Regions from separate parts of the Homo sapiens genome. Here region 1 is linked to region 2. A link is a loop called in an ENCODE intact Hi-C map of the cell type or tissue named here. Cell type or tissue: Caco-2. All regions are shown on one strand. Each heading gives the region's core, and the rest is flanking DNA. Links, peaks and the distances in the headings are about the cores only. Region 1 has its middle 31 kb from the start of MON2. Region 2 overlaps MON2 (MON2 regulator of endosome-to-Golgi trafficking).

Region 1 (2,917 bases), core at 126-2,625, 89 kb after region 2:
TTGAGGTCAGGAGTTCGAGACCAGCCCGGCCAACATGGTGAAACCTCATTTCTACAAAGATACAAAAATTAGCTGGGTGTGGTGGTGCACGCTTGTAATCCCAGCTACTCAGGAGGCTGAGGTAGGAGAATCCCTTGAATCCAGGAGGTGGAGGTTGCAGTGAGCTGAGATCATGCCACTGCACCCCAGCCTGGGTGACAGAGCAAGACTCAGTCTCAAATAATAAATAATAATAATAGTATTGAATTCTTTTTCCAGGATTTCATGAATTTCTTTTTGATTGGGGTCTGTTGCTGAGGAATTATTTATTGTGTTCCTTTGGAGGTGTCATTTCCTTGCTTTTTCAAGCTTCCCTTATTCTTACGTTGATACCTTCTCAACTAGTGTAATAATCACTTCTTCCAGTTTTTTGAATTTGCTTTTATAGGGAAGACATTTTCCTGAGGAGTATCAATGGTGTTGGTTGGGTGGGGCACTTTGGCTTTGCTTCTGGATACCTGTGATAGTGTAGACTCTATGATTTCTTCAGCTGTTAACAGTTTCAGTAGTATTTTTGATTTCCTCAGTGGTTTAGGGTTGGGTTATTAGTGGAGGCTATGCAAAGTTTTGCTGAGGATAGGGAAGCCAAGTGGGCCGGTCTTTGGGCCCCAGTGGTGGCAGCAGTGGGCTGAGTATGCCTGAGCTGGGCCCTGGGCGAATGCTGGCTGATGTTAGCTGGACCAGACCCAGGCCAGTGGACCCTTGGACCTCCAGTAGCTTGCTTAGAGTCTGGTAGTGGCAACGGTAGGCTAGGCGGGCGAGCCCGCTCTTGGGTTTCTAGACAGTGGGCGTGGTGTGGGCAATGGCGGTAGCAGGAAGACCCTCTGGGTCCTGATCGGTGTGCACTGGTGTTGGCTGTGGCTGCGGTGCCGAGTCGCCATCCACAGCTCCAAACCTGCAGCTCTCAGGCCCTCCTGCTCTCTGATACAGCAGTGCCACAGCACCGTGCAGAGTGTGGGAGGGACCCCACCCCTCCCTTCATGTGCAAGCCCGGGCACGGAGGCCACAACTCCAATGGGGTAGTCACCCCTCACAGCCCCAGACAGGCAGCCCTCCAACCTGCCTGCCCTACCTCTGGGGGTAGCGGCAGTGGCTGTGCCTGCAGCGGTGTGCAGAGGGGAAGAGGTCTCACTCTCTACAGCGTTAGCACAAGGTGCAGATGCTGCTCGGCCTCTGGATGGGGACTTCTCTCTTCTCTTACAAAGCGGAGCAGAGTTTGTGCTGCCGCTGGGGGCAGAGTGACTTCTCACAGCCCCAGGAAAGGAAGCTTCGGGCTCTGGAAAACTTGCTCTGGTTTCTTTTGCAGCAGCTGCAGCCTTTCGTCCTTTCCTTAGGGAGTCGTACTCCCTGTGGGCTAGAGTACTGGAGCCCCTGCAGCACCTTTTGGGTCCAGCCAGCGCTGTACCATTGCAGCTGTCCAGTGGACACTGGGGAATGTCAGCAGGAGATCCTGGGATGTGGAGATACGGGGGCTGTGGTTCCCAGGGCAGGGTGCAGTCCCGTGGTGGCTGCACTCCTGCAATGGCACCTGCCGCAGCTCAGGTGGGGTGTGGTGAGAGACCCAGGGCGAGTTTCCTGTCTGGTGCATTGCCCTCTCAGGGTCTCCAAACTACCGCCCAAGCACCGCCTGGGTACCTCTGGGTGGGGGAGCTCCCCGCGCTTAGGATCGCAGCAGTTCGCTTAGGGATGCAGACGTCGAGCCCTCTCACTTACCCTCTCGCCGCAATACCGAGGCCCTCGGGGCTCCTAGCCCATTTCAGCAGAGCTGACTGCTCACTTTCTTTTCCTGAACCTTAGGTATTCCTCTGTTGGACTGTCTCCTAGATGTTCTATTCCAGGTGTGATGATCTATTCACAGGTTTGCTTCTTCTTTCTAGGAGGCGGGGGGTGTCTGACGTCTGTAGTCAGACATCTTGAACTGGACGATCCAGAGGACAGTTTTAATAAGGGAATGCTAATTCCTGGAAAACAGCAGAGTAGGAACTGCTAGGTTCCAAGCTTCACCATGTGTAAGCCCATTTTCTTGGGTAAACTTGCCCAGAGGGGCGTCTGGTCTCAGTCCAGTCCTGAGACATCAGGGGAGGATGGAGGAGGCTGTGGAGCTGAGCAAGTTCTCCAGGACACGGCGAACCTGCTTCCCCACTCAGACACAGCTGCGAAGCTGCCCTTCCTGTATTGTCACTCTGCAGCTCACCTCCTTGTTCTGGGATTCTGGGCAGGCGCTGTGGACACTCTTTGGGTAATAGTAAAACCCCGAAAAAAAAAGAGAGGGAAAACGGCCTTAGATAAAAATATTAATTATATCAGAGACGACCTCACTAGAATGGAGAACTAACGTCGTCATCAATCCAGTGCTACTCACACTTGAGCACTAAAGGGAAACTAATGGCAGAGGAGGGTAAAGCATGCGTGGGGTGGGTTGTAGGACCCAAAACGGTCTTGGGGAAGTAGTTTTCTATTATAGCTTAAAAATAATTCATTAAGTCTTGAATTGTATTTTCTATGAGATCTGTTTGTTTTGCTATAAAACGGTTTTAAAATAGTTACCACTGAGCAAAACTGATACTCCAAGAAGATGTACTGTGTTCATCCTGTGACTCTACTGTGACGTTCGCCTCAATTTGAAAACACAGATCTATTCCTTTCTTTAGTTTTGCCTTAATATAAAAGTTCCCCACACCTCAAATTACTGGGAGAAAATTAAGTTGTTAAAAAGAGACAGGCGGCCGGGAGCGGTGGCTTACGCTTGTAATTCGAGCACTTTGGGAGGCTGAGGTGGGCGGATCACTTGAGGTCAGGAGTTCGAGACCAGCCTGGCCAACATGGTGAAACCCCGTGTCTACTAAAAAACACAAAAATCAGCTGGGCATGGTGGCGC
Region 2 (2,917 bases), core at 207-2,706:
GTTTAACCCTAACAATATGATTAGATAAGCACTTAAAACAACTTTTCTTACATATAGAATTCTGAAAATTAGATATATCACTACTCCCATTGTATAGATGAGAGAAATGAGGTTTAAAAAAAAGAAAAAAAGATTAATTTGCTGACAGTAACTCAGCTAATATTAGAAGACCTAAGCCCAAGTGGTCTGAAACTAATTCATATACTTAAACCAAAAAGCTGTATAGGAGAGCTAATAGGTCCATATGTAAAGAAATCACATTTTGTTTTATAATGCTGTTAGTCTACAAACAGCACAAAAGAAAACAAATAAAATCCAGTCCTAGATACAATTTTCAAAATATGACGAAAGAAAATGAGCTCTAAAATACCTTAGAAGTAGTGGGTCTAAAATTTAAAATACAATAGAGAAGAATTTTAGGTTAAATATCACCCCCAACAACATCATTCCTTATAAAATAATGCTGCTACTACTTACTAGGTGGCTTTAGCACTGCCTTGAACTGTGATTGTCAGAATAGGTATCCAGGTTCCCCTATATTCAAATGCTGGTAGCAAAGTAACACCTCCACCAATCCCCACCATTCCTGAGTTAGCTGGTGCTGAGACTGAGCCACCTAAATTATTGTTTCCTGTTAGAGAAGAAGGGAAAAAAAGAAAAGACACTAATTTACTACTTGACTACAAATCAGTAATAGTCAAACACCTGGCCAATCTTTAAAAAAAATTTCTGTGCTATCAGAATGGGTATTGCAGAAATAAATGAAATTTATCAGTACTACTTTGTCTATCAGAGAATGTTCCTATTTCCCTAAAATACCATTTCCCTTTTTAAAATAAAAGCTGCTAGGGGAAGTAAAAATGCTGATAAATGTTTAGCCTTTCATTAGACCACTTTTTATCAGAAGTGGGAATAAAGTATACAAAACCATCACTCAGTACAAAGTGGAAGAGAAAGAAGGTAAAGGGAAACAACAAACCATACAGATTCCCAAACTCCAATGACCATGTTAACCCCTTTAAGAGAGGGACTAAGTCTTCCTAAGGTGGTAACCATCTAGACTCTTCAAAGGGAGTCATCAAATAAAGGTTCTTTTAAAATGAAGATTAGCATCTAAACTTTTGTTCTTATGTGATCAGAGAAACTGAAAGTATGTCAGAGAAGAAAATCTATTCTGGAAAAAAGAAACACAACTGCTTCATTGAGATCAGATTATTCTTTCAGTGCAATTCTTTACTACCAACATGTTTAGGTAACCCAAATTTCTCTAGTCACAGAATTTCATAATATCCTCTCAGAACAGTCAATACTGTAACTTACGGCAGAATATAAGAAACAAAATTATGAATATGTTTTTACCAGCTTGGTTGCTTGTTGCAGGATTTCCAGTAGGGGGGACAAGAAACAAGGACTGTATAAAAGATCCCAGTGCATTTACAATATCACGAAAAACCTTGGTAGAATGCTGTTTCATATCATAGGACTGACAAAATGACCTGTAAAATAATTTAAAAGGTTTTTGGGAAAAACATTTGAATATATTAAAAACTGTAAACCTTTTTATAGCAAGTGATATTACTATAAGAGTTACCAAACTATACTAAAACATTCTTCATTACAACTCAGTAATTTTACCAATTTAGGACAAAGGTTCAGATAGAGGTCACAGTTCTAAAAAAATTATTTTGGCTATATTAAATCAGTAAATTCAGACTGATGTCTATCACTCACCACATGTGTTTACCTCACAGTTCTTTTCCACATCTACACGCCCTACCCGTCCTTATAGATACAATACCCTATTTTCTTTGTTTAGAAATCACTAATATTGGGAATAAATACCAAAAGTCTTCTGACTAGTTTATTAACCTATTATAGGTTAGTTTACAGGTTAATAAACATTAACCTATCTATTTAACAAACTATTGCTGAGGTTTTACCTTAATAGTTGAGGCTGCACACAGAATCTGTGTATTGATTCCACCGCAACAGCTCGTAGCCACTGTGGTTTATCTGCATCCAGAAATTTCACCAGAAGTGACAGAAATATCTCACATTCAGTTACCTAAAAATATATGATTTTTAATACTATTTCTTTGAATCAAAGAGAAGAATTATAGACTGTGTTCTTATTCTTAACTTAGTGCTATGGACAAACCAATAAAATCTTTTAGATTAGAAATCAAACTCTTAATGGGGAGTGGAGAAACAGAGAAAGGAAATGTAGTTATACATGGAAACATTAACAGTAAAAATAATCACAGTGTTTCTCTAAATATATACCTGAAAACATTAGTAATCTGCTAATACGGTTAATCCTTTATCCTTGCTCTTTAGAAAGCAGATAATACCATCATGCCATCTCCATTTCTAAAAACTGCCAGACAGCATGTACCACATAAACTGCTGACAGGATGCACGTTCTACTCTTCAGAGCAGTTTTTTCCATACTTTCTTTTGCTACTAAAGAAACAAAGAGGCAAGCCAAAGGGTGCTTAGTATAAATTTTATAGTAGAAAAATAAGGAGGAACCTATAGCAGTTGACAGATGTAAAGTATATAACTATTAGAACAGGGCCTGTACTGCTAATTAAGTATTAATTATCATTACTGTTGTTGCTAATATAGACCATTTCTCAGCAAGCTCTTTATAAATAAATAATGTTCAAGGCACACCCAAGGCATTAATCATTACATGTCTGATAACTGAATGAACAAACAAAAGCTAACCCGTTCATCCAAAGGTAAATGGATTGTTTTTGTTACTTATTAATTGACAATACAGCAGGACCTCTGGGAGGTAAAAATTAAGCTGACATGGTGATTATTAGGCCAAACTGATTCTTGCTACTAGGTACAGCAAGTTATTGGATGTTTTAGCTGGGGTATCTCAAAATGAGTGAACCATAATGTGAGA

What was found. Peaks named below come from ENCODE experiments on the same cell type or tissue, not always from the same donor. Only the 100,000 strongest peaks of a DNase experiment are listed, where the experiment ranks them.
Region 1: a loop joins it to region 2, with 6 times the contacts of the local background. A loop is called at or near these places in 12 of 110 quality-filtered maps.

The regions. Positions count from the first base shown.
Region 1 is chr12:62,434,196-62,437,112 of GRCh38, reverse strand. No RefSeq gene overlaps it. Among named protein-coding and RNA genes, the nearest start is that of MON2, 31 kb to the left of the region's middle. RefSeq lists an enhancer at 1,195-2,004. In Caco-2, for the core only: no CTCF peak of the experiment used is centred there; DNase peaks (open chromatin) are centred at 1,262 and 2,192; H3K4me3 peaks cover 1,403 bases.
Region 2 is chr12:62,523,663-62,526,579 of GRCh38, reverse strand. MON2 (MON2 regulator of endosome-to-Golgi trafficking) reads right to left here. Exons shown (of 35, transcript NM_015026.3): 9 at 1,941-2,065; 10 at 1,360-1,496; 11 at 478-631. Among named protein-coding and RNA genes, the nearest start is that of MON2-AS1, 40 kb to the right of the region's middle. In Caco-2, for the core only: no CTCF peak of the experiment used is centred there; no DNase peak of the experiment used is centred there.